Regions from separate parts of the Homo sapiens genome. Here region 1 is linked to region 2. A link is an interaction called in ENCODE POLR2A ChIA-PET data of the cell type or tissue named here. Cell type or tissue: CD4-positive, alpha-beta T cell. All regions are shown on one strand. Links, peaks and the distances in the headings refer to the core of each region. The heading gives the core; the rest is flanking DNA. Region 1 overlaps WNK1 (WNK lysine deficient protein kinase 1). Region 2 overlaps NINJ2 (ninjurin 2).

Evidence for each region. ChIA-PET counts read pairs that join two places held together with the same protein. Peaks named below come from ENCODE experiments on the same cell type or tissue, not always from the same donor. Only the 100,000 strongest peaks of a DNase experiment are listed, where the experiment ranks them.
Region 1: POLR2A ChIA-PET joins it to region 2 with 5 read pairs; 2 of 35 experiments call an interaction of 5 or more read pairs at or near these places.

What each region holds. Positions count from the first base shown.
Region 1 is chr12:865,161-881,067 of GRCh38, forward strand. It overlaps WNK1 (WNK lysine deficient protein kinase 1), which reads left to right. Exons shown (of 28, transcript NM_018979.4): 9 at 6,105-6,188; 10 at 13,052-13,201; 11 at 14,413-14,871; 12 at 15,561-15,839. Among named protein-coding and RNA genes, the nearest start is that of RAD52, 77 kb to the right of the region's middle. In CD4-positive, alpha-beta T cell, for the core only: no CTCF peak of the experiment used is centred there; no DNase peak of the experiment used is centred there.
Region 2 is chr12:610,506-626,412 of GRCh38, forward strand. All of the region lies in intron 1 of NINJ2 (ninjurin 2), which reads right to left. Among named protein-coding and RNA genes, the nearest start is that of NINJ2-AS1, 12 kb to the right of the region's middle. RefSeq lists enhancers at 12,464-13,208, 13,209-13,952. In CD4-positive, alpha-beta T cell, for the core only: no CTCF peak of the experiment used is centred there; a DNase peak (open chromatin) is centred at 7,236.

The DNA.
Region 1 (15,907 bases), core at 12,885-15,384, 260 kb after region 2:
CCTCTGTGTCCCGCATCTCTCCCAGTGCTCTTCCACCCCACCGCCAGTACTGTCTGCACCTCTTTCTCCTTCCCTCCTCCGGACTGCCCCGAGGAAACTTTTGCCGAAAAGCTTTCTAAAGCATTGGAGAGTGTCCTGCCTATGCACTCTGCCTCTCAGCGCAAGCACCGACGCTCCAGCCTGCCTTCCCTCTTTGTCAGTACTGTATGTAACTGTAAACTTCTGACAAATGAACAATTATTACCAATGAATACATCCAGGCAACAAGAATTTTAATTAAAATTGAATAAAGAACAGGACTAAACTTGGTTATATTATGCTTCTAGGATACCAGTTATTCCTGTAGGAAACTTTTTTGTAATAAGGCTTTAAGGGGGAATAAAAAGCAAGGAGGTAATGAGAGAGAATACCTATAATGTCCTTGGCACATACCAGCATGTGTCCAATAAAATTTACCTTTCATTATATCTTCCTGTTTCCTATCGACATAAAATTCTTTCATTTTCATATTCTAGTTTTAAAAGGATTAATTTTAAAGTTATTGCCTTAATCAAAAGCAAATTTTATCAAACATTACCCAAACATTTTTTCTCCTCACTTTATTCTAAGGAGACACTAATAAAACTGGATGAGTCCTTTTTTTTTTTAATAACCTTAGTCAGCAAAGAATAACCTTGGAGTGAACATTTATTTTAATTTAATCATTTATGTAAGATGATGTATCAGCAAACCAAAGAACTACATAATGTTCCCCCATGGAAGTATTTTTTCCTTAGGTTTCAACCTAAGGTGGGACTGTAGCTCTAATGAATGCATTAGATGCATATATAGTATGTATGACTTTCTTTGGCTCCATTAATGTTTATAAAAGATCTATCTTATAAAATTATTTTAAGCATGTGGGTCCTTGCTGCTTTTCCAAATAAAGAATATAGTTAACTTTCTGAACTAGCAACCCCAGAATTTTCAGATTTTTACTTAGGAGAATGAAGAACTATACAGTGTTATTATGGCTTTGAGACATACCATGAGTAAATAACAATAAAATGAGCATTCTGACTGAAAATAGAAATCCTTATTTAGCTATTGTGAACAGTTGATCTACTTTGCCAGCTCGATAAGGATCTTCCCTATGGAAGAATGAAACTGAATTCTTTTAAAAAGCGGGGGAGGCTGTGATAGTGAATTCTTACTATTATTTACTTATTTATTTATGTTTTGGAGATGGAATCTCGCTCTGTCGCCAGGCTGGAGTGCAGTGGCACGATCTCGACTCACGGCAACCTCTGCCTCCTGGGTTCAAGTGATTCTCCTGCCTCAGCCTCCCGAGTAGCTAGGACTACAGGCGCATGCCACCACACCCAGCTAATTTTTGTATTTTAGTAGAGATGGGTTTCACCATGTTTGGCCAGGATGGTCTTGATCTCCTGACATTGTGATCCACCCCCTTCAGCCTCCCACAGTGCTGGGATTACAGGCGTGAGCCACCGCGCCCAGCGGGTAATGAATTATTATAGTGTATATTGTTTGCATTTGGCAAGCTGTGTTTCTAAATTTAGTCTTAAATCTAGAACTGCTTCTAGAATAAAAAGTGCTATCAAATAAAATTGGCTGTCATTTATATTACCCTTTTCAGTTGATTAGAACACCAGGATGTCAGAATCAGAAAATTCATGGTTACGGCCGGGCTCAGTGGCTCACGCCTGTAATCCTAGCACTTTGGGAGGCCGAAGTGAGCAGATCACCTGAGGTCAGGAGTTCGAGACCAGCCTGGCCAACATGGCGAAATGTGTCTCTACTAAAAATACAAAAATTAGCTGGGCGTGGTGGCGCACGCGTGTAGTCCCAGCTACTTGGGAGGCTGAGGCAGAAGAATCCCTTGAACCCAGGAGGCGGAGGTTGCAGTAAGCCAAGATTGTCACTGCACTCCAGCCTGGGCGAAAGAGGAAGACTCCATCTCAAAAAAAAGAAAAAAGAAATTTCATGGTTATGCAACTCTTATTTATGATCAGAAAAATGGACATTTTGTGATTTAACTCTGTAACATGTTTCATGTAGTAAAAATATAATAAAACTATTAATCATCTAGCTTGGGAGAGATAGGAGAAAGACATTACTGTCACTAGTCAAATTATATATCTTTTACTATCCACCAAAAATCTCTTCTGATTTCTGGTTAGAAGGCATACTATTAATTGATAAGAAAATAAAACTGAAGGCCTCTAACATATCACAGGGTAATAAGAATATAGGGAAAGTTAGTTCAATAGTTTAAATTAAAGCACACTTCTTACAGTATAGAACTAGTCGGGCTTTTATGCCTTGTTTTAGTTCTTACTCTTCCTTTAACTCTTTTTCTGTTGATGTAATTTACATTAATGCTTAAGAGTGAACTTTTTAAGTGTGGGTAAAAACGAAATAATTACTTACAAAGTTTAATTCTTCCATTTCCTTTGAGAGAGGAAAGTTATGGAAAAGCAGCTCTTATCTAAAGCAAAGAGCCCACAGATTGATTTCATTGGCCCTGGATGTATTTAATGGATTTTTACTATGCACATAATTTCCAGAAGCATTGTTATTTATTTATTAATTATAAATTTAGTGTAACCATTTCATAGGGTTACACAGAACTACCCAGTTGTGCATGTCTGATGTAATTTCACATATGAATGTATGAATTACTTGTCTTATTCATGTTGATACAGCCTCAGTCCATGGCGCATCCGTGTGGGGGGACCCCAACATACCCAGAATCACAGATATTTTTCCCAACTATTCATGAACGTCCAGTTTCTTTTTCACCACCTCCCACCTGCCCACCGAAAGTAGCCATTTCCCAGCGGCGTAAGAGCACCTCCTTCCTGGAAGCCCAAACTCACCACTTCCAACCCCTGCTGAGGACTGTTGGCCAAAGTCTTCTTCCACCTGGTGGCAGCCCAACTAACTGGACACCAGAGGCCGTAGTTATGTTGGGTACTACAGCCAGTAGAGTAACTGGAGAGTCATGTGAGATACAGGTCCATCCTATGTTTGAACCATCTCAAGTTTACAGTGACTATAGACCTGGACTAGTACTTCCAGAAGAAGCTCACTATTTTATTCCTCAGGAAGCAGTGTATGTAGCTGGGGTACATTACCAGGCCCGGGTGGCAGAACAGTATGAGGGCATTCCATACAACTCATCAGTACTGTCAAGTCCTATGAAACAGATACCTGAACAGAAGCCAGTACAAGGGGGCCCTACTTCAAGTTCTGTCTTTGAATTTCCATCTGGACAGGCTTTCCTGGTAGGACACCTTCAGAATCTAAGATTAGATTCTGGATTGGGTCCGGGATCTCCCCTCTCTAGTATTTCTGCACCTATCAGTACAGATGCTACACGTTTGAAATTTCACCCTGTCTTTGTTCCTCATTCTGCGCCTGCTGTGTTAACTCATAACAATGAGAGCAGAAGCAACTGTGTATTTGAATTTCATGTTCACACACCAAGCTCCTCTTCAGGAGAAGGAGGTGGAATTTTACCTCAGCGTGTTTACCGAAATCGGCAGGTTGCAGTGGACTTGAATCAAGAAGAACTGCCTCCTCAATCAGTTGGATTACATGGCTACTTGCAGCCTGTGACTGAAGAAAAGCATAATTACCATGCCCCAGAATTGACCGTTTCTGTGGTAGAGCCTATCGGACAGAACTGGCCAATAGGAAGCCCAGAATATTCCAGTGATTCCTCACAAATCACTTCTTCAGACCCCAGTGATTTTCAGTCACCTCCCCCTACAGGGGGAGCAGCTGCACCTTTTGGCTCTGACGTCTCAATGCCCTTTATCCATCTGCCTCAGACAGTGTTACAAGAATCCCCACTTTTCTTCTGTTTCCCCCAAGGAACCACATCTCAGCAGGTCTTAACTGCCTCATTTTCTTCAGGAGGATCTGCACTTCATCCACAGGTTATAGGAAAACTTCCACAATTATTTTAAACTACCCTACTTTGCACCATAACATTTAAATTTTCTATTCCTTATTTCCCTGAATCATGGATTTTGGAGAAATATTGTTTAATTTTATCAGTAGAGTTTCCCCATCTTTGGGGGGTTGTGAACTACATATATGCATTTAAAAACAAAATGTGAGAGAAGCTACCTGATTTACCTATTATATGTGAAAACCAGTGGAAAAAACACAAAAACTAGAATTTTAGTCATTCTTCACAATCACGACTTCTATGCACGTTATTTTCAACCAGTAGTGAAAATGCAAGTGTATGTAATGTATGGTTGACCCAGCATTATTTAGGAATACAAATCTTAAGTATTACTTTCTTCCTCCAAACAAGTTTTTAAAAAATAGGATAAATTTTTTTTCTATAAAATATAAAACATGGAAAATAGGGAATGCTGTTTTTGAGGTAATATTAATAATACACAGAATTTTCATTAGTGTCGAAGGATCTAAAAAGACAAAGTATATCATGGGAATAAAAAAAGATAGAAAAGGAAACAGTTTAGGAATTTGCCTTAACAAATGAAAATGCCTTTTTAAAATGGCATCAGTCAAGCAAGTTGCTGTGCATTATTATATGTCCAAATAAAATGCTAATTCATAAAATTAAGGACTGATTCTAATTTTTAGCAACTAACAATCTAGTGAGTGGTGGGCTTTTTTTTTTTGTTATAAGAATTTGTGATATGTTGCAAGCTAAGGAACAGTAGACATCTTAGGCCTTGTATTTTCCTCAACAAATTTAATTTTAGTTATTTATGTGTATGAGCATATACACACTTAGCAAATAAAGACAATGTAATGAATGTAATAGAATTCAAAAGTACAGTCAGTGTTTACTGTTTCATATATTCATTTGGTATATTTTATCAAATGTGTACATCTTATAAAATCTACATAGAAGACTATGCAGTTATATATTGAAGACATTTGGATATCCTACATAAAGTACTATGTGTTGTTCTTCCTACTTTCTTCCTATGTTCTTCCCTCATCAGGAGCATAAACAACTCCCAAAATGTGCACAAATTATCAATTATTTAGTGCTGTACTAAGACACAAAAAGATCCAGAAGCTTGACAGCTATACATGGGCATGCAGTATATTCACATCAGTATTCAAGTTGCAGCCCCTATTATAAATATTAATGTATTGCCAGTAATTATCCTTTAGACTTTCCAAAGTAAAAAATACCAGGTAGTTAATTTATAGACATACTACAGAAGGAATCAATATTTATAATAGTTAAGCTGCAGTGGAATGTGATATTATATCCATGTAAGCTTTAAGGAACCCCTTGTAAACTGAAATGGAATGACAAAAGTGGTAGCCTTTTCATTTCGTTAACATACCTATATATAGTCCTGCATCATTTCTCACTTTCTAGTGAGAAACACTGTAGTTGGGGTTTCTCAGACTCAACACTGTTGACATCTGAGGTTGGATAATTCTTTGTTGTGGTGGGCTGTTCTATGTATTGTAGGCTATTTAGAACATCCTTGGTTTATACCTCCTAAATACTAGTAGCAGCAATCTCCCTCAGTTGTGACAACCAGAAATGTCTCCACATATTGCCAAGTGCCCCCCTGGGGGTGGCAGGATTGCTCCTGGATAGCAATGATCGCCCTAGGTACTTGGCAGTTGATGATAACAGATTTTTTGATACTTTTGATAAAAGTCATTGTGGCACTACAAGAAGTATTACCAAATTAGCATTACCAAATACCTTTCTTTAATTCTTCAGATAAATTTCAGATTGATAGTATTAATACTTTGTTCCTGATTATTGTATTTCTAATAACAAATTTTATTATGAATCTGACGATTCTAGCCAGCTAAAATTACAGCCTGAGCAGCATTGACAGCTTAGGTTTTCACTGTCAGTGGGTTTTGCATGGGTTGGGATCAGAACATGTTGTGTGGTATGATCCTTTTCTAAATTTTTCTTACAAAAGTTGACCCAGAGGCCTCTCCCATACATAATCAGGTTAATGTTTCATTTTGATCAAGCAAACTCTGAGGAGATTAAATATTCATTGCAAAAGCCTGACCTCTATACACTTACTTTAGGCCTTCTCTAATTTGTTGTGTTCACTTCTTTCCTTCAGGCACAGGGGCAGAGCCAGGGTCAGCCATCCTCAAGTAGCTTAACAGGGGTTTCATCTTCCCAACCCATACAACATCCTCAGCAGGTGAGAACAATGCATTGCAACATTTTATGAATTAGCAGTGGCCAGAACACTATTTTAACTTTTGTGATTTGTTATATAAATGGCCTGCTAAGTTTTTGAAAGGAAAATTAAGAGGCATACCATGTCTTGTGTTCAGTAACAAAGAAAAAAAAGAGACTTTTCTGTGTTTCAGAAAAATCTCTTTTGTTTAATATACTTTTGAACAATTTAGTAGACATACATTATTACTGATATAATTATCTTTTTAAAAGAGGATTCTACACCTTTTTTTTGAGACAAAGTCTCACTCTGTCACCCAGGCTGGAGTGCAGTGGTGCAATCTTAGCTCACTGCAACCACCGCCTCCCAGGTTCAAGCAGTCCTCCTGCCTCAGCTTTCCACGTAGCTGGGACTACAGGTGCCTGCCACCACACTCAGCTAATTTTTGTATTTTTAGTAGAGACGGGGTTTCACCATGCTGGCCAGGCTGGTCTCAAACTCCTGACCTCAGGTAATCCACCCTCCTCGGCTTCCCAAAGTGCTGGGATTACAGGCATGCGCCACCTCACCCAGCCTGGATTCTACACATAATTTACGGTACAAAGAGTATGTCATTCCTTTTCTCTTTTTTTCCACTGCTTGCAGCAGTGATTTGTCATTACCTTCATTGTGCTTGCCTCTACTAATCCTGCACTTCTTTTTAATTATTTCTAATCTGTAGAATGATGTGTCAGATTTTACGCTAAGAAGCATCTAATGAAAACCTAAGAACAATTACTTCAAGAACATTTATTTATTTATTTATTTTTATTTATTTTGAGACAGCCTTGCTCTGTTGCCCAGGCTGGAGTGCAGTGGTGCAATCTTGGCTCACTGCAACTTCCATCTCCCAGGTTCAAGCTATTCTCACGCCTCAGCCGCCCGAGTAGCTGGGACTACAGGCGCGTGCCACTATGCCCAGCTAATTTTTGTATTACGTTCTACTTATGCCTGGCTAATTTAGTAGAGATGGCGTTTCACCATGTTGGCCAGGCTGGTCTTGAACTCCTGACCTCAAGTGATCCACCCGCTTTGGCCTCCCAAAGTGCTGGGAGCCACTGTGCCCAGCCAAAATATTTTAACTTTTGTTTTGGGGGGCTTGTTCCAGAAAGTTCAAGGAATTCAAGAGATTAGTGTCATCCTGATACATCCAACAGTAAAACTGGTAATTCTAAAATTAAATATTTATAGTGCATCACTGATATTAGTTAATAGTAATTATTTGCAAGGGAATAATGCATTTTTGGCATAATTGAATACTTATTAGCTATTCTACATAAAATTTGTAGCCACTATGTATGTAATGCAAACTTCCTAATGTTAGTTCCCCATGTGGGTTTTTTAATCAGCAAACTCTAAACTGGCTTCTGTTTCTATTAGTTTTTGGTTTTGAAACAAAGTTTTCGGTTCTTAATTACAAATGGCCCTTTTTCAGTCCAACATATGGTCATGTAGTCATTCGATACTGGTTTAAGATCAGGAGTTGCTTGTACAAGATGAAAATCACTTAAAGGCACTTTCTACAGAAACAGTTGATTAGTTTGTTTATACATGCATTCACTCCGTGAACTGAAGGACTGGGACTTATATGCTTTGTTTTGCACCTGTCCTTTCTTCCAAACAAGACTGGTTAAATTCAAGTAAACATATTTTTGCCAACCTTAACAAAATCTGTTTTATTCTATTAACAGTTCCTAATTAGAATGCAAATTACAAGTCACATAAAGCTGGTTGAGAATGGAAGTACTGAGTACTAATCTCCTAACTTGCTTATCTTTGGATGTAGACGAACACCAATGAACTGAGCAAATTGTATGTGCTCTGTTTTTTCTTTTCCAAAGGAATTGGTTATCTGTCTTGTATTTGGGGATATGTATGTATACTTACTATCAAATGAAGAAGATAATAAAATAATTCATTGAGTTTCATGTTAAGAAAGAGTGTGAGAAAAGAAGAGAGCAGTACCATAAATGTCAGATTAAAAGAATTAGGTAGCTACCTCTCCAGGAGAAAAAAATATGGCTAAATGCTATCTCTACAGCAGAAACAAAAATTAATTTTTGTTTCAGTGATGTTTTTGTTTTAGATACTTTTATAGCATGTGTTGTAGAATCACAAAATTGAGCCCTCGATATATATAGGAAGTGTATTCGGTCTAGAATAATTAACTTCTCCAAAGTCACTTAGATAATAAGGGAGCTACAAATTATAACCCAGAATTCAAGATTCCTAGAATAGTATTGTTTCTTCCATTTTAAATAAAGTTCTGCAGGGACTTAATGATTCTGCAAATGTACCTCAGAAGCTGTCTTTATTTGTTTTAATTATTGGAGTTCCACGTTTGAAAAAAGAAAGGTTGAAAACTTTTTGTACTATATGGATAGTCTATTTTTAGACATGATTTTTGTTTTACGTACTTTCAGGTCCCAATCCCACCTTAGAGAACCATATCTCTTGTTTTATTTTAGTGAGGAAAGAAATATACTTTTGCTAAAATTTACTTTATTTCATGCGTTTCTTGAACATAGTAAATGAGGAATTGCTTTTTTGTGTGTTTTTGTAGGGTCTCGTATAGTGATATACTAGATCTTAGCAAGGTACCAAAAATAGCTGCCTCCTGCTGAAAAGCTTTGTGACCACAAACAAAGTTGTGAACTTTGTCAGACACAGTGCCAGCTACTTGGAAGGCTGAGGCAGGAAGATCACTTGAGCCCAGGAGTTCAAGGCTACAGTGAACTATGATATTGCCACCATACTCCAGCCTGGGCAACAGAGCATGACTCATCTCAAAAAAAAAAAAGCACCGAAGTTGTGAACTACCTACCCTACTATCCATAAAGTCTGTTTGAACTGGTTTCATGAGGCAAGCTTGGGCAGAGCATGATGCTAAACTGTTAAGCTAGACCACCCCTGCCTGGCTGAAGTGCTGATTATTAGTCAGTGGGACTGCGCACAGCAGATCATCATGTACTTCTGGCATATCCAGAGGTGACACTTCTCCCCAGATGCTCTAAGATGTAACATTAACCGTTAGCCATTGTAAACAACTGGTTTAGAGATCTCTTTAAGATGTTAATACAAGGGTCACTGTCATAGATGCCTCTCAGTTGTCTTAAGCAAAGAAATAATTTGTCCATAAAACTGCTCATTTTTGACAGTCCTTTCAGCTTTTTTTCCTAATTGAGTTCAGATACTGAAGGTCTACCGAGCTGGACCAGGTATGACTACTTTGAAAGAGTCTAAATAATATAGTAAATATATATGTAAATTTCTAAAAAACAAATAAGGATAATAGCTAATATTAAAGTGCTTTGTACATTGTACCTACATTCTCATTTAATCGTTTTAAGAACCCTATAAGTATAGATGCTATAATTATTTCCATTTTACTGATGGGAAAGCTGAGATCTGGAGAAGGTGAGTAGTTTACCCAAACTTACAGCTTATAAGAGGTAAAAACAGAATTTAAATCCAAATAATCTAATTCCACAGCTCACCATTTGACTACTACCCAATTATGTCCAAAAAAAGGGAAGAAATTAACATCTCTCCCAAGCAGGAAAGGGAATATCAGGAAGACTTTAGGAAAAAGGAGGCATTTGAAATGGACTTTGATTATAAGTTAGACTCAGATGTAGAAATAAAGAATATTCCAGGCCAGAAGATAAAAAAATTATACTGTGAGCAATGTGAAAGGCCCTAAGATAGAAAAATAGGGTACAAAAACAAATGTGCCTTTAGTTTGGTTTAACTAGAGCATAGATATGTGAAGGTATAAGTTCAGGAAAGAGTTGATAGAGTCTAAATTTTGATATGAGCATAATTTTGAATTAAGGAGGATGTATTGGGGGCTGGGAGCATATGATTACCATATGCCCAAAGATAACATGGGAATTCTTCCTCAAATTTATCCGTTAGAAAAGAGGGGAATAACCATGTATTCAGACCTTTATCGTACTCTCATATTACAGGGTTTTCACTGTCCTTTACTTTGAACAACAACAAACCAAAAAAGGTTAATGAAATAAAATGAAACAGGTGAGAACAAATGTGCCTGCAAAGACTTCAGCTCATGTAGTTAGAAATGTTCATTGAGAACATCAGACAGAATATTTTTAAGGAATAAACATAAATTTAGTCCTTATTCTCAGCAATATGACTTCACTATTCTGAGGACTGTATGTGATTTTAAACAACTGGCTTAAAGATCTCTTTAAGATGTCAATATAAGGGTTACATGAATAAAAACCTATAAGAGAAAGGAAAAAAAAATCTAGTTTTATTTTAATGTTATGTAAATAGGTGCTTTTCACTGCACATTTTACCTGAAGATACAACTTAGATGGAATGTGTTATGTTATGCCAGAAAACTGCAGGAGCGTTCATAATTTAGCTTCAGTGAAGGTAAAGATGCTGGTGTCTTTACCTATGTAGAGTTTGGGGGAGAGGGAGCAGTATTTCTGAATTAATATATTTAATATGCAATCTTATTTACGTGTGTAAATTAATGAGTTAGATAATTATAGATATCTCATTCACATTCCTTAAAGTTTAAATTTGTTCAAGTTGGCAAATAAAAAAGGTTTTCTGGTTTTTTAGTTCCTTTTTCTCAGGTGGGAAATTAACAAATTTGTCTTATATTCAGAGCACCTTTAGAATTGGCTACATGTGGTTTATCTTAGTTTGCAGAAAATAAATTTCATGTAATTCAGCAGCCATTTCTGCTTCTTTAAAAGTTAAAATAAGAATACATTATCAGAGGCCGGGGCGCGGTGGCTCACGCCTGTAATCCTAGCACTTTGGGAGGCCGAGGTGCACGGATCACAAGGTCAGGAGATCAAGACCATCCTGGCTAACATGGTGAAAACCCGTCTCTACTAAAAACACAAAAAATTAGCCGGGCGTGGTGGCAGGCGCCTGTAGTCCCAGCTGCTCAGGAGGCTGAGGCAGGAGAATGGCATGAACCTGGGAGGCGGAACTTGCAGTGAGCCAAGATCGCGCCACTGCACTCCAGCCTGGGCAACGGAGCGAGACTCCGTGTCAAAAAAAAAGAATACATTATCAGAAATAATTAAATAGGAATAAACCAAACATGACTGCTGTTGCCATTATATTTTAGCATTCTTTTGGTGATTTTAATTGACATAAATATAAGAAGAGCAAAAATATTATTTGTAGATTATCACCTAACAAAATCTAAGACACTTATCAAGGTGGCAAGATACATAATAAATGTACAAATAAATAGCTTATCTTTATACCAGCAGTAACCAATTAGTCGTATGGGTATACCAGCACATACGTAAAAGGCTGTTGGTTGCAGCATTATTTTAAGTAGCAAAAATGAAACAACCAAAGTGTTTATCATTAGGAGACTGATGCCATTTAGAAATTAAAGTAGTATGCTATAGAACACTATGTATAGGAAAGGCATGTTTTTGTTTTGTTTATTTTAACAAAAAAAGAAAACTATGTGAAAATGGCCACTTACGCATAGAAAAAAATCCATGAAGGTTATGCACCAAACGACTAATAGTGGTTACCTCTGGAGAATAGGATTAGGGGTATTTTCATTAACTTTATAATATGATGTACTAGTTAAAATTTTTATTACAAGCAGATGTTGTATTAAAGAAAAAATATAAATTAGGTATTAGAAGATCTTGAAAGTCAGCCCTAAACTTCATTTTTTTTTTTTTTTTTTTTTTTTTTTGGAGACAGAGTTTCGATCTTGTTGCCCATGCTGGAGTGCAATGGTGCAATCTCGGCTCACTGCAACCTCCGCCTCCCAGGTTCAAGCAATTTTCCTGCCTCAGCCTCCTGAGTAGCTGGGATTATAGATATGTGCCACCACGCCCGGCTAATTTTTTGCAATTTTAGTAGCGATGGGGTTTCTCCATGTTGGTCAGGCTGGTCTTGAACTCTGGACCGCAGGTGATCTGCCCACCTCAGCCTCCCAAAGTGCTGGGATTACAGGCGTGAGCCACCGCGCCCAGCCTCAAGTTTTTATTTGTTAGACAGAAGGGGCAGTACTCTAGGGGTCATAGTCCTGTTTTGTTTGGTTTTGTTTGCTTGATTTATTACAGAATTTAGTATTCGAGTACAGTTATGTTCCATGCATTAAATTAGGTGTATAATTACGCACCATGCATTAAATTATACTTGAGTCCCTAGTACATAGTAGATTCCCAGGTGTCATTCCCTTTGCCCCACTTTGAGTTAAAAAATAATGTCCTTGTTTCAAAAAGAGAAACTTCATTTTTTTAATAAAATAAGCAATCTAAGGCATTAACAGCTAGTAAATATTAAAGCTAAAATTTGAAAATGTCTGTTATTCCAAATCCAGTGCTTTCCTCCCTATTTTGTAGCTATAATCAAAGCTATTCTTCAAGCATATTAATTATACAGTTGATAAAATAGGGTAAGGAAAAAAGATTAAAGGAAGCTATTGGATCTATCTGATATAGGTGCCAAAGAGAGAGCTGATGCCAAGAGATAGGGAAAAGGGAATGGCAGGGATGGGATGGGGAAAGGAACTGTCTGGATATGTTATGTAAATGTCTTTGTAAAGACCTATTGTTGGGGTGAGGGAGATAATTGGGTGAAGAGCCAATGGTAACTTGAGTATTAAAAGATTGGTTAATTTTTCCTGGTGGCACCATCACAAAGAACATCAGAGGGAAAACAAATATATAATGGAAATTGATGAATTTGGGTTTGTGCATGTCTTGATTACTAAAATCATCATTATTTACAGACACTGAAGGCTTTAGGTAAACATGCTTCCTTAGAAACATGCTGTTATTGATTTGAAATAAAACTGAATCATTGTATTTTATTCTTAGCAGCAGGGAATACAGCAGACAGCCCCTCCTCAACAGACAGTGCAGTATTCACTTTCACAGACATCAACCTCCAGTGAGGCCACTACTGCACAGCCAGTGAGTCAGCCTCAAGCTCCACAAGTCTTGCCTCAAGTATCAGCTGGAAAACAGGTAAACTTTTTTTTTTTTTTTAAACAGGTAAACTCTTAATTTCTGAAAGGGTGCTAAAAGGGATTTCCATGTAACTTGTCCTTTCATGTGGATAGACTTCTACCTTTTCTTCTAAGGGTAACCAACCCTTGAAGTAGGTTAATCTCATTGCAGAAATGAAGTGAAGATCACCTCATTGGTGCATATGCATTATTTAATGTAAATGGGTACGTTACTGACAGCAGTGACAATCCAAAGTTTCACTTCTAGTCTTACCAGTCCAAAATTGATGTAACAGGTATTAGAAATAACAGGTTAAATAAAGGTGCTCTGGTAACTGAACCTATGACATTCCCTAGAATTGTGTCAGCTATGTCTGATATTCTAGGTTTGAAACTATGCTTTATTTTCATGTAGATTTCTGCACTGTTTACTGTGTGGAATGTTTTTTTTTCTTAAGTAGTCCTCCTAATCACTTGAGAAGTACCCTGTAGAAGGTATGCTTTTCTGAATGACCTTTTTTCAACTTTATTTTTGAGTACTGTTGTGCATGTATGTGCACAGTGTATTGTTACCCTAATATTTCATCACATCTGAGATGCTATCAACTTTAAAATGTACCATATTTTATGTACCACATTATCAGTTATAAAGTAGATCCCAATTTCTCACATGTTAAAATGATCAGGTAGTGGAGAGGGATGATTGCATCCTAGAATGAGTGAAATATGTGAATTATACCAATTTTTATTGAGCCATGTTGGACTTAAGAATTTTAGAAATAATACGAATGAAATCTTAATTCCACTGGGAAGGAATTCATTTGAATTTCAGTAACTACTGTAACAGCAGTCGTAACTTTAGTGATAGCATTATGGTATATAAAATATATTCCAATAAAGCTGTTAAAAAAAAAAGCCAACCCCTTGTCTATGGAAGGGTCCTCTTCTATTGCCAAATGCTGAAGCATTAGCAAATATTTCTATGACAAAAGGTGTAGAACAGTAATAGTCTATTTAGCCTCTTTCTCTCCTGCTCTCCTTTCCATATTCTTATGTGGCATATTAACTTAACACTAATGTATGCAGGGTTTTGTTGGTTTGGTGTTTTTTTTTTTGTTTGTTTTTTCCTTCTTTTTGGCTAATACATAAATCTTGCTTTTGGCAGCCTTGCTTTTTTTTTTTTTTTTTTTTTTTTAAGCCTGTCTGTTTTGTTTTTCTTTACCTTCCCAGCTTCCAGTTTCCCAGCCAGTACCAACTATCCAAGGCGAACCTCAGATCCCAGTTGCGACACAACCCTCGGTTGTTCCAGTCCACTCTGGTGCTCATTTCCTTCCAGTGGGACAGCCGCTCCCTACTCCCTTGCTCCCTCAGTACCCTGTCTCTCAGATTCCCATATCAACTCCTCATGTGTCTACGGCTCAGACAGGTTTCTCATCCCTTCCCATCACAATGGCAGCTGGCATTACTCAGCCTCTGCTCACGTTGGCTTCATCTGCTACAACAGCTGCGATCCCGGGGGTATCAACTGTGGTTCCTAGTCAGCTTCCAACCCTTCTGCAGCCTGTGACTCAGCTGCCAAGTCAGGTTCACCCACAGCTCCTACAACCAGCAGTTCAGTCCATGGGAATACCAGCTAACCTTGGACAAGCTGCTGAGGTTCCACTTTCCTCTGGAGATGTTCTGTACCAGGTATTGTGTTAGTTAGCAAAAGAGGGCACCACAGAGTTTGATCCTAGTAGATCATCAGGAACATGGAAATCTAATAGTTGAGTGTCAGAATAACTAGCAATAACATGTCAACTAGAGAAGCAAAATAGTAAAATTCTGAGAAAGGATTGGATAATGATGTTCAGTGATTCCTGATCCATTTTTCTCAAGACACTTCTTCAGAGAAAAATGGTTCTCTCAGTATTCACTGTAAGCTGATTGAATGCTAGATGTGGTTAATAGTACACCTGGCAACTTTTACATATATGGGTAGAATAAATAGAATAGCCAACATGGTATCAACAAAAAGCTTCGGGGTTTAGACTGGGAAAATTAGCATTTCATGATATGACTGTTATGTGGAAGAATTTTTGCATTTTTCCATTTAAGATTGGCTAGGAAGAAATTGTGTTCCTCCTATTTAAATCATCTCTAGGTGAAGATAACCGACAATAAAGTAGTATTGTAGAGTCCTGTCTCTTCTGTTGGAACCAGTCTACTACTTCATTTCAAGAATGTGGTCTTTATATGCCCTTTAGATTATTAGAAAGAGATTGGCTACTATTCTTCTTTGCTGTGTGCTTCTTTTTTTTTTTTTTGCATGTCTTGCTGTTTTGCTAATTTATTGACCCCCAACCTGCTCTAACTCACCTTCCTCATTTCTGTCACAGGGCTTCCCACCTCGACTGCCACCACAGTACCCAGGAGATTCAAATATTGCTCCCTCTTCCAACGTGGCTTCTGTTTGCATCCATTCTACAGTCCTATCCCCTCCCATGCCGACAGAAGTACTGGCTACACCTGGGTACTTTCCCACAGTGGTGCAGCCTTATGTGGAATCAAATCTTTTAGTTCCTATGGGTGGTGTAGGAGGACAGGTTCAAGTGTCCCAGCCAGGAGGGAGTTTAGCACAAGCCCCCACTACATCCTCCCAGCAAGCAGTTTTGGAGGTAAATAGAATTACTGCATGTTTATATGTAAAACGTATATATGTAATTGGACAACAATGATAAAGGAG
Region 2 (15,907 bases), core at 6,157-8,656:
CCCCACAGCGGCCAGCCCAGGGCCCTGCATGCAGCAGATGCCCACCACAGCTTCACTGGTGGGTTAGCTGCTCTGAGCGACTCTGTTCAGCCCAGCCACAGGAGGGGGTTACCAGGCAGGGACTTAATATGTGGCTCTAGAGTCTGAAGGAGACAACTTCAACTCAACCTTGTTTAGCAGAACTGGGCTATGACAAGGACAACCACAGCACTGGAAATCTATTCTTTTTTTTTTTTTTTTTTTTTGAGACGGAGTTTCGCTCTTGTTGCCCAGGCTGGAGTGCAATGGTGCAATCTCGGCTCACTGCAACCTCTGCCCTCCAGGTTCCAGTGATTCTCCTGCCTCAGCCTCCCAAGTAGCTGGGATTACAGGCACCCACCACCATACCTGGCTAATTTTTTGTCTTTTTAGTAGAGACGGGGTTTCACCATGTTGGCCAGGCTGGTCTCAAACTCCTGACCTCAGGTGATCCACTTGCCTCAACCTCCCAAAATGCTGGGATTACAGGCATAAGCCACGGCACCTAGGCTGGACATCTATTCTTTAAAGAACTCTGTGTTACCAAATTCAGTTCTGCAATCTGTCCCAAGAACTTCCTTTTCTGTGCCCTAAGTTACGATAGAGGAAGAGGCACATCAACCCCAGGCCTGCCTGCCTTTCTTTCTTTCCTTCTTTTCTTTCCTCCTTTTCTTTCTTTTTCTTTCCCTCTTTCTTTCTTTCTTTTTCTTTCTTTCTTTCTTTCTCTCTCTCTCTTTCTTTCTTTCTTTCTCTCTCTCTTTCTTTCTCTTCCTTCCTTCCTTTCTTTCTCTCTCTCTCTCTTTCTTTCTTTTCTTCTTTCTTTCTTCCTTCTTTCTTTTTGTCTTGCTCTGTCACCCAGGCTGGAGTGCAGTGGCACGATCTTGGCTCATTACAACCACCACCTCCTGGGTTTACGCAATTCTCCTGCTTCAGCCTCCTGCATAGCTCAGATTGCAAGGGCACACCACCACACCCAGCTAATTTTTGTATTTTTAGTAGAGACAGGGTTTCACCATGTTGGCCAGGCTGGTCTCGAACTCCTGACCTCAAGTGATCTGCCTGCCTCAGCCTCCCAAAGTTGGGATTATAGGCATGAGCCACTGTGCCCGGCTCCCAGGGCTTTCTTGAAGTGGCATAAAAGTAAGAAAGGATTTTAGAAATCATTTAGTCTAAACTCCTCCTGGTTACACCTTTGGAAGCATTTCCCTGTAGATATTCTTCCCATACCCACCATACCTCTTTCTTGGCAATAAATAACCTGCTAGAAGTCAGAAGAGAGAAAAACTTCCATGAGTTTCCAGGAAGCGAGGCCATTATTACTTGTTGTAGGAGGTTGCCCCCCAATATCTATTTGACCTTCTTGCAGGATAGTAGAATATTTGACGGGATGCATGACCACTTAGCTAAAGTCAGCATTTCCCAATCCGTCTTGCAGCAGCAGGGCTGTATGACCAAGGTCTGGCTAATGAGAACTTAGCAAGAAGAATTGTGGCCCTAAAAGGAAGGCACCTGTCTTCTCTATCCCCTCCCTCCCTTTTTCCCAGGCTGGAATGTGGAGATTGTGGTGAGCATCTTCAATCATGTGTATAAGGTACATATCCCAGGAGCAGAGCAACAAGCTAGAAGGAGCTTGGGTCCCAAACACCGTGGAGCTACTGTATTATCCCTGGACTGTCTGCACGCAGACTATTACACACAGGCGAGAAATAAACTTCCATTTTGGTCTAAGCTGTTATTATTTGGCGTCTTGCGTCAGTGAAACCTGCATCCTAACACAACACTCTGTGGGGTGTCGGGGCAGTCGCAACCTCCCGTTCTCTGAGAAACCCCCAATTCCACACACCTAGGAGGTAGCCTGGTGACATTATATCCGGTCCAGGAATATCTGGCTCAGGCTGGGTAGAGTAGGGGCGGGAGTCCTGTCCAAGCAGGGCCAATCAGATTTTCCCTTCCATTAATCTGGAACTGAGATTCACTGTTGCTATTCAACCTCCACGGACTACATGAACCAAGATGCACCAGGAGAAGCAAAAATGAGAGGCCAGGCAGCCCCAGAAAAGCAGAGGGAAGGAGCTGTCTGGGTTGGTAGGGCTCGAGGTTCTGGCCCAGGCACTTGGATGACCTCCCTGATCTCCCTGTTGTGTGGTTCTTGGGAGAGATCCTGACACTTTATGATAAACTCCCTCTTTTGGTCTCAGATGCTTTAGGTTCCTTTCTGTCACCCGTAACCCAAAGTGCCTGAGTCTCTTCTGATCCTTGTAAAGATCTGTGTATCCTCAAAACCAGAGGACCCATGTGTCTGCAGCACACCCTTGGCACACCGGGTCCTCTCCGTCACTGCAATCATAGAAGGTCCTGAGGTGAACTAGGTAGATAGACAGATTGATCGCCTGATCGGCTGATTGGTGAATCAATCCATGGGTCTTCCAAGGGATGCTAAACAGGCCTCATGGAATCACAGAATCAGGGTGAAAGGGACAAAAGGCATCAGGCAAGGTGTGACCAGAAAGGCTTAGTGACATGTCCAAAGCGTGCAATTCAGTGGCAGAGTTTCAACTGGACCCCAGCCCAGCACTCCCAGGTTCACTCCTCCTCCCCTGCCATCCCTGGCTGGCCCAATCTGGGGGTGCTCTGACACACTAGGAATAGTTTCCCCATGCTAATGAGCAAAATCCCTGTGACAGCTATGTCAAATCAAGCATATCTGCGGCTCCTAAGAAAAATGAAAATGTATCCTTTTCTCCTTTTTCTGGGTCTTTCTCTATAATTCTAAATCTCATCACGCATTTTAAATAATAAATGGGCTGGGGGCGGTGGCTCATGCCTATAATCCCAGCACTTTTGTAGGCTGAGGCAGGTGGATCACCTGAGGTCAGGAGTTCAAGACTAGCCTAGCCAATATGGTGAAACCCCATCTCTACTAAAAGTACAAAAAATTAGCTGGGCATAGTGGCAGGCACCTGTAATCCCAGCTACTTGGGAGGCTGAGGCAGGAGAATTGCTTGAACTTAGGAGGCAGAGGTTGCAGTGAGCCAAGATTGCGACATTACACTCCAGACTAGGAGACAGAACGAGACTCTGTCTCAAAAATAAATAAATAGGCCGGGCGCGGTGGCTCACGCCTGTAATCCCAGCACTTTGGGAGGCTGAGGCGGGCAGATCACGAGGTCAGGAGATCAAGACCATCCTGGCTAATACGGTGAAACCCCGTCTCTACTAAAAATTCAAAAAATTAGCCGGGCGTGGTGGCGGGCGCCTGTAGTCCCAGCTACTCAGGAGGCTGAGGCAGGAGAATGGCGTGAACCCAGGAGATGGAGCTTGCAGTGAGCCGAGATCGCGCCACTGCACTCCAGCCCGGGTGACAGAGTGAGACTTTGTCTCAAAAAATAATAATAATAAATTAAATAAATAAATTAATTAATTAATTAAAAATGGCCTTTCTTCTCTGGAAGGAGCAATGATGGTACCTCCACCATGTGCCAGGCCCCACACTGGCATTTTCTTTCCAGGTGCTATTCATTTAAGCCCTTCCAGAAGCCACAGGCATGTGGGGTGGAGAAAGGCCAAGCAGCTTGTCCATAGCACGTGGCTAGTAAGAACAGTCTCTTACACGATGTCCTACTGCCTCCTAAAGAAGACCATCCTTAGCGATGGTTGCTGCCTTGACTTTCCAGCCTTCTCCACAGGCACCTGCTCAGCTTGGTTTGGGTCCATGGGTATTGGGAAGTTACTAATCCCACTGTGGTTTATACCTCATGACTTCTTGCATTCGGCTGAATATTCTAGACTGCATGAGGGAGAGGACTGTGTGTAGGTCCAGGGACTTGGTCTTGGGAGAACATAAGTCTGGGTCGTTGGGTGGTGGCAGAACAAAATGTTTGGAGATGGAATCTAGATGATCATCTGTGCGTGAGCTTCATGCCCAGGGGACATGGTGGGGTGGGGGTGGCGGTGTGCCTGTGTGCCCACGGGGGGCTCAGCAGATGGCACTCTTCCCTCACAGTCCTGCCGGGCCTGGCTCCCTCCCTCTGTCTTCTTCCCCTTGCATTCCCTACTTGCCTCTCTACATGTCTTCCTCCTCCATGCCTAGACGTTCTTTAGTACCTGTGCTCTAAGAGGATTCCTGCTTCCCTCTTATCCAGAGAAGTCACTTAGTTAGCTCATTTTTTTTTCCTCCAAAGAAGGGAACAAAGGCTTGACACCTCAGGGCTCGGCCTGCCTGTTTTTTGAGCTGTGTTTGCACCCAGAGCTGAGTGTCTGTCTAGCTCAGGTTCCCAGAGGCCTAGGGGCAAGACCATGTCTTCACACGTCGGGCAGCGTGCATTGTCAGCGCTCTATGAAAAACAAATAGCAGTTATGCAAAGACAAGGAAGCTGCTGGCTCATGGAGGCTGTGGTCCCGAGCTCAAAAGATGCAGGCTTGAGGTCTTAACTGCTTCCATTTAGCGCACAAGCCCACGTCCCTGACACCAGCCACAGGAGGATTCTGCACTCCCATGGTCTCTCTGAAGAGTCGGGAGAGCGGTTTGTGTGAATGTGTAAGGTAGGGGAGGACTCTCTGATTTCATTATGGATTATAGAAATAATAACCTACAGTCATCTTTCAGCTCTGATAAATGAGTGACTCTCAAAGGAGATATGCACGCCCCATTAGGAAGCTACATCCAAATCTCAGCAATCAGGGTGCTAAATGAGAACACCTTATATTTACCAAGAGGAGCATGATTTTTTTAAATGACTGACAGCTTTTCCAAAGGCTAGATCTCCTTCTCGTTCTTTTCTCTACTAAGAAACTCTGGCTCATGCCTGTAATCCCAGCACTTTGGGAGGCCGAGGCAGGTGGATCACCTGAGGTCAGGAGTTCAAGACCAGCCTGACCAACACAGAGAAATCCCGTCTCTACCAAAAATAAAAAATTAGCCGGGCGTAGTGGCGCATGCCTGTAATCCCAACTACTTGGGAGGCTGAGGCAGGAGAATTGCTTGAACCTGGGAGCCGGAGGTTGCAGTGAGCCGAGATCACACCATTGCACTCTAGCCCCGGGCGACAAGAGCGAAACTCCATCTTAAAAAAAAAGAAACTCTGCTCACCCTTCAAAGCCCAGCTCCACTGCCACAGCCCTTGGGAAGCCTTCCTCAGCTCCTATCGGCTAAATTTATCCCTCTTTCTCAGTTCTCCCAAAGCATTTGCTTCACTCCACTAGTACAGCACGTACCATGGGCTATTAGAGGGCTATGTGTGGGACTGTCATCCTGTGGGCTGCATGCATCCCAAGCACAGGAAATGTGCCTCACACGACTTCACATGCCCTTTTCAGGGTCATCTGACAAGCAAGGGAAAATCCTACAATTGGCAGAGCAGTTGTGTTGATGTAGGAAGTGTCTGAGAGGAAAGGGCTGAAAGGAAAAGTGAGGCACACTCTCGGAGAGCTAGAATATCATTCCAGGGGGTTTTAGCTAGGGTGAGGGGCTGCAGAAAGCAGTACTTGTAATGGGCCAGAGGTATAGTAGTTAGAGAAAGCTGATAAGAATTTGTTGCGGTAAAGGAAGTTCTCAGGAAGGTAAAGGACTGGTTCAAGGAAACTTCTGAGTATAAAAAAACCAGGACTGCATTGCCATTTCAACGGGTTGCCTGGACTAGATTTTGAAGCAAAGTCCTATAGTCAGGAAAACTCCAGGAGCTGACTTGGACTTCTCCAAGAACAGAGGCTGGAGGAGGAAAGAAGGAAGCAAAGGCCATGGTAATGACCTTACCATTGGGATAAACTGTGTCAAGCTGCACTGAGTAACCAGGTTGTGTCCTGTAAGTTACTAATCCCACCATGGTTTATACCTCATGACTTCTTGCATTCTGCTGAATATTCTAGACTGCCTGAGAGAGAGGACTGTGTGTAGGTCCAGGGGTTTGGTCTTGGGAGAACATAAGACTGGGTCGTTGGGTGGTGGCAGAACAAAATGTTTGGAGATGGAATCTAGACGATCATCTGTGCGTGAGCTTCATTACAGTGAAGAGTGGGACTGCTCTGGTCCCAGGGTAATGACGGTGACAGTGCTGCAGGTTGCAGGAAACCCACCCCATTCCCCCTCCAAATAGGAAAGAGGCCACGATGCCAAGAAAAGGGACTTCTTGACTACAAAATGGGCCTAGCTACCAACTTATAAATTAGAAGCAAGACTTCTGAGTGGTGTCAGGAAACTGCTAGTGTTCTCCTCTCTTGTACCTTTAAGATTTATCCAAAATGAGACACCTTTCTACACAATAGCATCTGATGTGACCTAAGTGTGGAGACAAGAATCCCTAGTTGAACCAATGAAGGATCAAAAGACGCTAAAAGCTTACCTTGGCATCTCAGGCACTTGGAAAGCTAGCATTGCCTCCAGTTCTTTAAAAAAAGTGTGCTCAGCCGGGCGCAGTGGCTCATGCCTGTAATCCCAGCACTTTGGGAGGCCAAGGTTGGCGGATCACCTGAGGTCAAGAGTTCAAGACCAGCCTGGCCAACATGGTGAAACCCCGTCTCTACTAAAAATACAAAAATTAGCCAGACGTGGTGGCGCACACCTGTAATCCCTGCTACTCGGGAGGCTGAGGCAGGAGAATCGCTGGAACCTGGGAGGCGGAGGTTGCAGTGAGCTGATCACTCCATTGCACTCCAGCCTGGGCGACAAAGCAAGACTCCATCTCAAAAACAAAAAAGTGTGTTCACCCCCTGTTCTTGCCCTAGGTCCCTAATCTAAGCGAAGTTGTTGTAGTAAAGCCTGGGATGCGCTAAGAGGACAACAGAGGAAAGACACTGGGGGAAGAGCCCACAGCAGTCAGAGCACGTCCTCCCCTCACGAAGCCTTCCCTAAAGCCCTGGCCGCGTGCTGAGAATCCTTCCTTCTAATCCTGCCCCTGCATATCCGTGGCCCAAGCATTCCTTCTGCCTCCAGACCTGCCTCCACAACAGCTGATGAGGCAAGTGTCCTGGCTGAAGCGCAGCAGTTCACATCCCCTTTCTTTCTGGCCTTGACATTAGAGGATGCCTGTGCAGCTCTGAAGCTCCTGGGGATAAAAGGCTCAGGCTGCTGTGCTTCTTCTCACAGGTCCCTGAGCTCCCCCAGGGCTTTCCTACACAGAAGGCCGGCTGGCTGAGCACTCCCAGCTGCAGCCCCGCTGGCGTCGCCGTGTTTTCTGTGCTCTGCGCTCACTCCCCAGGACGTTCTGGTTTCCTCATCTCAGCTCTCTTTGTTTAGCCACAGAGATTGGGCAACTTCTGTTGGGCAGCGAGGTCAGGGCCCTGCCTCCTAAGAAGGGGCCTCTCCCTCACAGGTCAGTCTGAAGTCACTTGTTCTCCAAGCCCTTGCTCACCCCAGGGCCCTGACACTCAAGTCCATCCAACACCAGGTGCCTCTTTCTCTGGGCACTTGGTGCCCAGGTAAAATTTTCAGATATTATTGCTGTTTTTAACATTATTCAGTGAATAACGTACTCTGGTGGTCTGAAAGGGATAAGGGGGGATTCTGATTTACGGATTTAATGTCAGACTGCATAAAAGCCTCCTCTCTCTCCTTCGGAAGTTTTCTAGGGTGCTAGGTGGCAGCAACCCTGTTCTGTCAATAGGACCATCTGAACCCGTAGGAGCTCCTTGCTGGACAATGCCAAAGTGCGGCTGCAGTATGTGGTTAAAAGTCCCGTGGAGAGTTGGTAATGAGGAGGTGGGGGTGAGGAGTTGGTAATGAGGAGGTGGGGGTGAGGAGTTGGTAATGAGGTGGGGGTGAGGAGTTGGTAATGAGGTGGGGGTGAGGAGTTGGTAATGAGGTGGGGGTGAGGAGTTGGTAATAAGGTGGGGGTGAGGAGTTGGTAATGAGGTGGGGGTGAGGGGGGAGTGTTGAGAAGGCAGTATGCCACTCTGGAACCCCAGAACAGCATTTTAGGACTCAGGGCCCAGAGGCGTTTTAGGACTATGGAAACTTACCACAGGAAGGGCTTTAGTAATCAGTTGTGCCTGATCTGTCTATTTTACAGAGGAAGAAACTGAGGCTCAGAGAGGCATATAACCTACCAGCAGGCTTTGGTTAGTGATCTGGGTTGACCCAGTGAAGGTCAGTCTGACAGCACTGTGGCCCAGGGCCCTCTCAGTCATGGCACCAGAGCCTCGGGCTCCAAGGAGACTGCAGTTTTGGATCAGGAGCCGAATTGCCTCTTATCGCAGAAGTTCTGTCTCCATCTGCAGGGAAAAGGAGGCTCTTGGCCTCCCAGGGTAGCAAAAGGCAAACACACTTGGTTACCGGGAGCCCTTGAGAAGGTGGCAAGAGTGGAGAAGAGCAAACACCCGACTCCCTCCATCTCTGGCTTTGGCTCTAGACTCAGATGGTTTAGAGCCAAGGCCTCCAATGGCCTCTCAGAGCTCTCAGAGAGCCCTGTTCAGGTGCAGAAAAACTGGTCTCGTGTATTCTCCATGGGTCCCCACAAACAACAGATTATCAGAAAGGTCAGGCTTCTTTCTGACAGGGGCAGCAAAACTAAATCCCAGAACTTCTAAAGGTCACGTGCCTTGTGGAGAAATAGTTGGGGAGTGAGGTGCCCGCAATTTCTTTTGAGGAGAGCAGTGGCTAGAAGGAATGGTCCAGGAGGGGGGCAGTTTATTGTCAGGACCATTGGATGGAGTCCAGCAAGTATTTATCAGGAGTTGATGGTGTGTGCAGCCCCAAGCTGGGCACTTGGGGTAGGGGATGGAGAGTATGTTTAGGACTTGGCCCCTGCTTACAAGGTGCTTGCTGGCAATATAAGATTCTCATATGTGATTCAAAAAAGAGAAAAGGCAGAAGCTATGTTAATGGCCAAAGAGAACATGCTTTAGAAGGAATGAGAAAAATCAGTGTGGGCTCCTCTAGTTCTGAAGAGCTTCATGGAGTGGGGCGATCTTTACACAGCCCCACACCCTGCAGTCAGTGTGTGAACTGAGGAGAGAGGTGGGAATGAGCATAGGAACTCACCCTTTCTAACCTCCTTTGTACACAGGCTGTGAGCTAGAATTAGAATGTAAAGAACGCTGTGTCCTCCAAGGGTGGCATATTGCCTGCGGAGTCCTCCTGGGCCCTTGCAGGATGTGGCCAAGATGCTTGGTGCTGCAGATAGTCTCCCGGAAGAGAGGGGCTTACACATTCTTGGTAAGCTGTGGCTGGGTTTAGAATGATTCCTTGGGAAAAGGGGTAGCAAAGTAACTTTGTCCTGAAGAAGCCCCAAGTATCCTGAGCCCAGCAGCCTTACATAAAGTAGTATTGCATAGTGACTACCATTTCAGGGTCTGGATTTAGACTTGGCTTTGAGTCCTATCTCTGCAGCTTTTAGTAACTGTGTGACATTGTCATTGACCTCTCTAAGCTTCAGTTTCCTCATCTATAAAGTGAAGATAATATTCCTTAATGGTCAGGGTTATAGTGAGGACTAAGTGAGGGAGGGCTCAGCTGCCAGCTTGGCATCCTCAGCCCATGGCAGCCGTGTCATGGCTTTGTGCTCCAGTTTGTTGCCAGGGCCTGGTGTTTCATGGTTCACTCTCTTGTCTGACTGTTTCCCAGATCAGGCAAGCCCTAAAGCGTCCTTTCATCCCTTTGGACACCTCCTAGTGACGGGAGAGCACAGGCAGTATGGGAGTGGGAAACTGGATGTCATAGCTGAGTGTCCATTCTATAGCTCGTGGGCATCATGCCATGGGCATCTCTTGACATAGTCAAGAGACCTGGATGGAAATGGGCCCCAAACTACTTCACTAGGAGCTTTGTTTTCCTAGACCACAGTTTCTTCATCTATAAAATAAACAGCTTAAATTAGACCAGCGATCCCCGCTTTGCGGGAAGGGGAGAGGGTCTCAGACAGTATGGGGTCCCTGAATCCAGATGCACAGCAAACATTGCCTAGAGAACAAATAGATGATGCGTCTCACACATAAAGCCTGTGCTGTTTGTCAAATGCACAGAGGTGCTGCTATAATTTTTAAGATACATGTAAAAAGTATTACTGAATGCATGGTAGCTTTTTCTCAGCATGCAGTTCTTCATTTGTAGATACTAAAAGTACAATTATGATTACTTGGAAGGATCCAAAAGTGGTTTTGAAGTTTGTTTGTTTGTTTGTTTGTTTGTTTTTGAGACAGAGTCTTACTCTGTCACCCAGGCTGGAGTGCAGTGGCGCAATCTTGGCTCACTGCAACCTCTGCCTCCTGGGTTGGAGTAATTCTCCTGCCTCAGCCTCCGGAGTAGCTGGGATTACAGGTGTGCGCCACAATGCCTGGCTAATTTTTGTATTTTTAGTAGAGACGGGGTTTTGCCATGTTGGCCAGGCTGGTCTTAAACTCCTGACCTCAGGTGATCCACCCACCTCGGCCTCCCAGAGTGCTGGGATTACAGGCATGAACCACTGCTCCCAGCTAAGGTTTTGAAGTCTTAAAGAGGTACTCAGGCTTGAAAAGTTTGGCTACCACTGGATGAGATGAAGGACTTACTCAGCCTCTCCTGGATGTGGCTCCTAATTCCAACCTAACAAACAAGCACTCCTGAGTCTCTAGCTTCACGTCCTTCTTGAAGAAATAGCAGCTACTAGAAGAGGTTCCCCTGTGGCAGTGAAGACAAACTAGAAGGAGAGACAAGTAAGAAAGAGTAGTGTACAACCAGGCATGGTGATTCACACCTGTAATCCCAGCACTTTAGGAGGCTGAGGCAGGAGGATTGCTTGAGCCCAGAAGTTCAAGACCAGCCTGGGCAACATAGAGAGATGCCATCTCTATAAAAAAATTTAAAAAAAAAATTAGCCAGGCATGATGGCACACACTTGTAGTCCCAGCTACTTGGGAGGCTGAAATGGGAGAATTGCTTGATCCTGAGAGTTTGAGGCTGTAGTGAGCTGTGATTGCACCACTGCACTCCACCCTAGGTGACAGGGTAAGACCCTGTCAAAAAGAAAAGAAAGAAAAAGAAAAAAAAAGAAAGAAAGAAAAGAAAAAGAAAAGAAAAAAAGAAAACAGAAAAGAAAAGAGAGAGAGCCTGGGCACAGTGGTTCACAACTGTAATCCCAGCACTTTGGGAGGCCGAGACGGGAGATGGGAGATCAAGAGATCAAGACCATCCTGGCCAACATGGTGAAACCCCATCTCTACTAAAAATACAAAAATTAGCTGGGCATAGTGGCGTGTGCCTGTAGTCCCAGCTACTCAGGAGACTGAGGCAGGAGAATCACTTGAACCCGGGAGGCAGAGGTTGCAGTGAGCCAAGATTGCGCCACTGCACTCCAGCCTGGTGACAGAGTGAGACTCCGTCTCAGAAAAAAAAAAAAAAAGAGAGAGAAAGAATAGTGTGGCCACGCACTGTGGCTCACACCTGTAATCCCAGCACTTTGGGAGGCCGAGGTGGGTGGATCACAAGGTCAGGAGTTCGTGACCAGCCTGGCCAAGATGGCGAAACACTGTCTCTACTAAAATTAGCCAGGCATGGTGGCAGGTGCCTGTAATCCCAGCTGCTCAGGAGGCTGAGGTAGAGAACTGCTTGAACCTGGGAGGCGGAGGCTGCAGTGAGCTGAGATCACGCCACTGTACTCCATCCTGGGTGACAGAGCAAGACTGTGTCGGGAAAAAAAAAAAAAAAAAGGCCAGGCGCAGTGGCTCATGCCTGTAATCCCAGCACTCTGGGAGGCCGAGGCGGGCGGATCATGAGGTCAGGAGATCGAGACCACGGTGAAACCCCGTCTCTACTAAAAAATACAAAAAATTAGCCGGGTGCGGTGGTGGGTGCCTGTAGTCCCAGCTACTCAGGAGGCTGAAGCAGGAGAATGGCATGAACCCGGGAAGCGGAGCTTGCTGTGAGCTGAGATCACGCCACTGCACTCCAGCCTGGGTGACAGAGTGAGACTCCGTCTCAAAAAAAAAAAAAAAAAAAAAAAAAGGAAAGAAAGAAAGAAAGGGGCTACCTAAAGAGAGGAAGACAACTTTTATAAGAAACTCTGGGAAATGCTCAGGACTCTATTTGTTTAAAGGCCCTTTTTAAGAAATGCTTGCCACTTCCTAGTATTTGTCATTGTTTCCTACTGCACACGTTTGCAGCATATGGGAAGTGGGAGGAGTTAGAATGTCCTCCAAATTCCCCTGACACCCAGTTCCCACCTTCATCCTCTAGAAAAATGTGTTGCTTTGTTTTGTTTAACTTTTCGGGTCACAGACCCTTTCAGAATCTGATAAAGGTGATGGACCCCCTACCTCACCCTAAATGCAGTCACACACGGATAGCTTTTCTTTTTTTTTTAATTTTAATTTTTTTCATGAATAACTTTTCACATAATTTCAGCAGGTTCATCGCCTCCTGAGTTCACATGGACCCCCTTGGGAATTTATGGACACCCCCGCCCAGGTTAGGAAAACCTGCTCTTGTGTGGGTTGCTTCAAACAAGTTTAAATTTGCCTTCTCCTAGTTGTCCATAGATCTAAGCTTTTTCTAAAAGTCCCATGGAACTTGTAATGAGACCTCTAAATGTCCCATATCCCAAAATGCTGTTGTAGGCTTCTTAGATTTTGGAAGACCAGATCAGCAAAAGACAGCATGCACTCAGGTGGAATATTGCAAAGGTAGACATCAGCTCAAGGCTAGCTTCTCTGGGCAGCTGGTGCAAGGTGAATGGAAGCAAGATAGGGGCTCAGGAACAGAGTCCATCTGAGAGCCAGCACTCCCTCCTGACAGTGACAGTTTTGTAAGTTTCTGTCCTAGGAGCTGTGGGCCTGCAGACCTGTGGTCCTTGAAGTGGAAAGCTGCTCCCATCTCTAGGAAGGATCTCCCAGCCTCTGTCCCCCTCCCCCACTGCTACCCGAGCAGCTCTCCCTTCACCTCAGGCCCTGTGTGACACACCTTTCCCCAGGGTTCCTGCCCCGGCAGCCTGCCCTGTCTGTTAGTGCTGTGAGTCTCTGAATGTACCAGCCAAAATCAGGGAAGGTTTCTTCCCACCCACTCAAAACTTCACTTTTCTCATCATCCAAACTCCGAATCTAAAAGCCTAGTTGTTATTTACCAACTTGCGTCCAAATCCACTCTTGGGCTTAGTTTGCAACCAGCATGTACCCTGGGATGAGTGAGAGGCGACAGGCTAGGAAGGGATCTGGGGTTTATTAGTGACAGACCAGGCTGCTAGGTTTGGCTGAGGTGCCACAATTTGCACCAGGCAAGGGAGGTGAATTCAAATACCAGGATGTTGGGCAATATTTCAAAGAGTGAGGCTGGGCATGGTGGCTCATGCCTGCAATCCCAGTACTCTGGGAGGCTGAGGCAGAAGGATCGCTTGAGCCCAGGAGTTCAAGACCAGACTGGGCAACACAGTGAGACCCTGTCTCTACAAAAAATTTTAAAAGTAGCTAGGTGTGGTTGTGCACACGCCTGTAGTCCCAGCTGCTCAGAAGGCAGAGGTAGGAGGATCGCTTGAGCTCAGGAGGTCAAGGCTGCAGTGAGCTGTGATCACACCACTGCATTCCAGCCTTGGTGACAGAGCGAGACTCTGTCTCAAAAACAAAAACAAAAACAAAAACAAAAAACAAAGAATGAAATTCATTGCTATTACAGCCCTTCCTCTACCCTCACCCTGAACTCTACGTCCCATCCTCTTACTCTACAACCTACTATGCAAATGACTCATTGTTCTCTACAATGTTACCCCACTGGGTTCAATCCTATCTGAGCTTTGTAGGACTCCAAACCTATGTGTAAAGGTATGAGCACTTCAAAGGAAGATTGGCAGGGAAGGCCAATCCTTCTGCTTATGTATTTTATTCTTTGATTTTAAAAATCAATTTATCCAATAGATATTTATGGAGCTCTAACTGGGTTAGGATACTAGTGTATGGGGATACAGAAAAATACAAAGATATACCAGGATACTGGAATACGGGAAAATGTATGAATGAATGAGATCTGGATTCACTTTCAAGGAGCTTGCCGTCTAGTAGAGGAAATGACATACAAATAAGCCACAACACATGGTATAAAAAATATATATGGCCGGGCACAGTGGCTCACACTTGTAATCCCAGCACTTTGGGAAGCAGAGGAGGTAGATGACCTGAGGTCAGCAGTTCAAGACCAGCCTGGCCAACATGGTGAAACCCTGTCTCTACTAAAAATACAAACAATTAGCCAGGCGTGGTGGCATGTGCCTGTAATCTCAGCAACTTGGGAGGCTGAGGCAGGAGAATTGCTTGAACCCAGGAGATGGAGGTTGCAGTGAGCCGAGATTGCGCCACTGCACTCCAACCTGGGAGACAGAGTGAGACTCCATCTCAAAAAAAAAAAAAAAGATGGCTGGGCGCGGTGGCTCACGCCTGTAATCCCAGCACTTTGGGAGGCCGAGGTGGGTGGATCACCTGAGGTAAGGAGTTCGAGACCAGCCTGGCCAACATGGTGAAACCCCGTCTTTACTAAAAATACAAATATCATCCTGGCATGGTCGTGAGCACCTATAATCCCGGCTACTTGGGAGGCTGAGTAATGAGAATTGCTTGAACCTGGGAGGTGGAGGTTGCAGTGATCGTGCCACTGCACTCCTGCCTGGGCAACAAGAGAGAGACTTCATCTCAAAAAAAAAAAAAAAAAAGATATATATATAGATATATAGATATATTTGCCCTAGCTTAGTAACTATCATTAGCAAGTGATATTTAAGCTGGACTCTGAAGGATGGGTAAGAGTTGGAGAGACAAAGATGAGGAAAAGGCATCTAGGTGGTAGGAATGGTATGCCAAGAGCCTTGGAAGCAGCAGGTGGACCTACATGCAGACTAGCAAATAGTTCTATTTGGCAAGAACATAGGGAGAGGGAGTAGACAGAGAGAAGGTCAGAAAGCCAAGGTGAAGTCGAGACCTTGCATTTCAGGCTGAAGAGTAGTTTGGGAATTTCAGGGGAATCACTGAAGGTTTTTGAGTAGAGTTCATGGTGATCATAGCTGTATCCTAGAAAAATTAATTTGGGAGTTCTCTGGAGGCTACGTTGAAGAAAAAGAAAGCATTGGGTAGGGGTATTAGAAGAGGGAACATCTACAGGAGCCTTTTCCAGCAAGCTACTTCTGGTCAACTAAGCCAAAAGGGACCTTGGCCTCCGTTCTCTATGGTCCTCACTGTCTGGACCTCTCATGGACGGTACAGAAAGACAATATAGTTGTTAGGGGCAGAGTCTACTATAAAGTACCTTCTCAGAGCTTGGTCCACCATGTGGAATAATTATATCCAGATTTGTTTTAAAGATTAAATGAGATAGAGTCTATCAAAACACTTATTAGCATAGAGGGAACGGATAAGCAATTTTTAATAAATGGTTGATAGGATAATCATTATCCTATGACTCATCTTGTAGATACGTGTGTCTAAAACTGGAATCACCTCCTTTATGGGTAGGAAGCCACAGCTTCTTGTACCAAGTAGATGATCAATGAATATGAAATAAACAGATATCATGATCGGTGAGGGATTAGGCTGTAAGAGTTTCATTAAATTTAGGAGAATCATTCCCTTTGAATGAGGACTGACATTTTTCTTGCCTGAAGTGTTCCCTGTTCTCAGAAGTACAATCACTATAACTTGGCAGATAGGATGGGATGAGTTTGTCCTTGAGACAGGACATCAAGCCCCAGTTCTGGGTAATGTTTTGACCTCACTGGTCCTGGCAAGCATTAATCTGAAGTCACTAGGCCTCTGGGCCTGTTCCTAATGGGCCTGTGTCCACCCAGTGATGAGGGATTCATAAGAAGCCCTCCTAATATCTGCTGGCTACATTCACGGGAACCTTGGTGTAGGCCTGAAAAAAGAGCTGCGTTAGTGAGGAGGTAGTGGGAGCTAAGAGTTAGTATACAGCAATATTTAGGCGCTGGACTCCTGGTTGCTTTTCCCAATT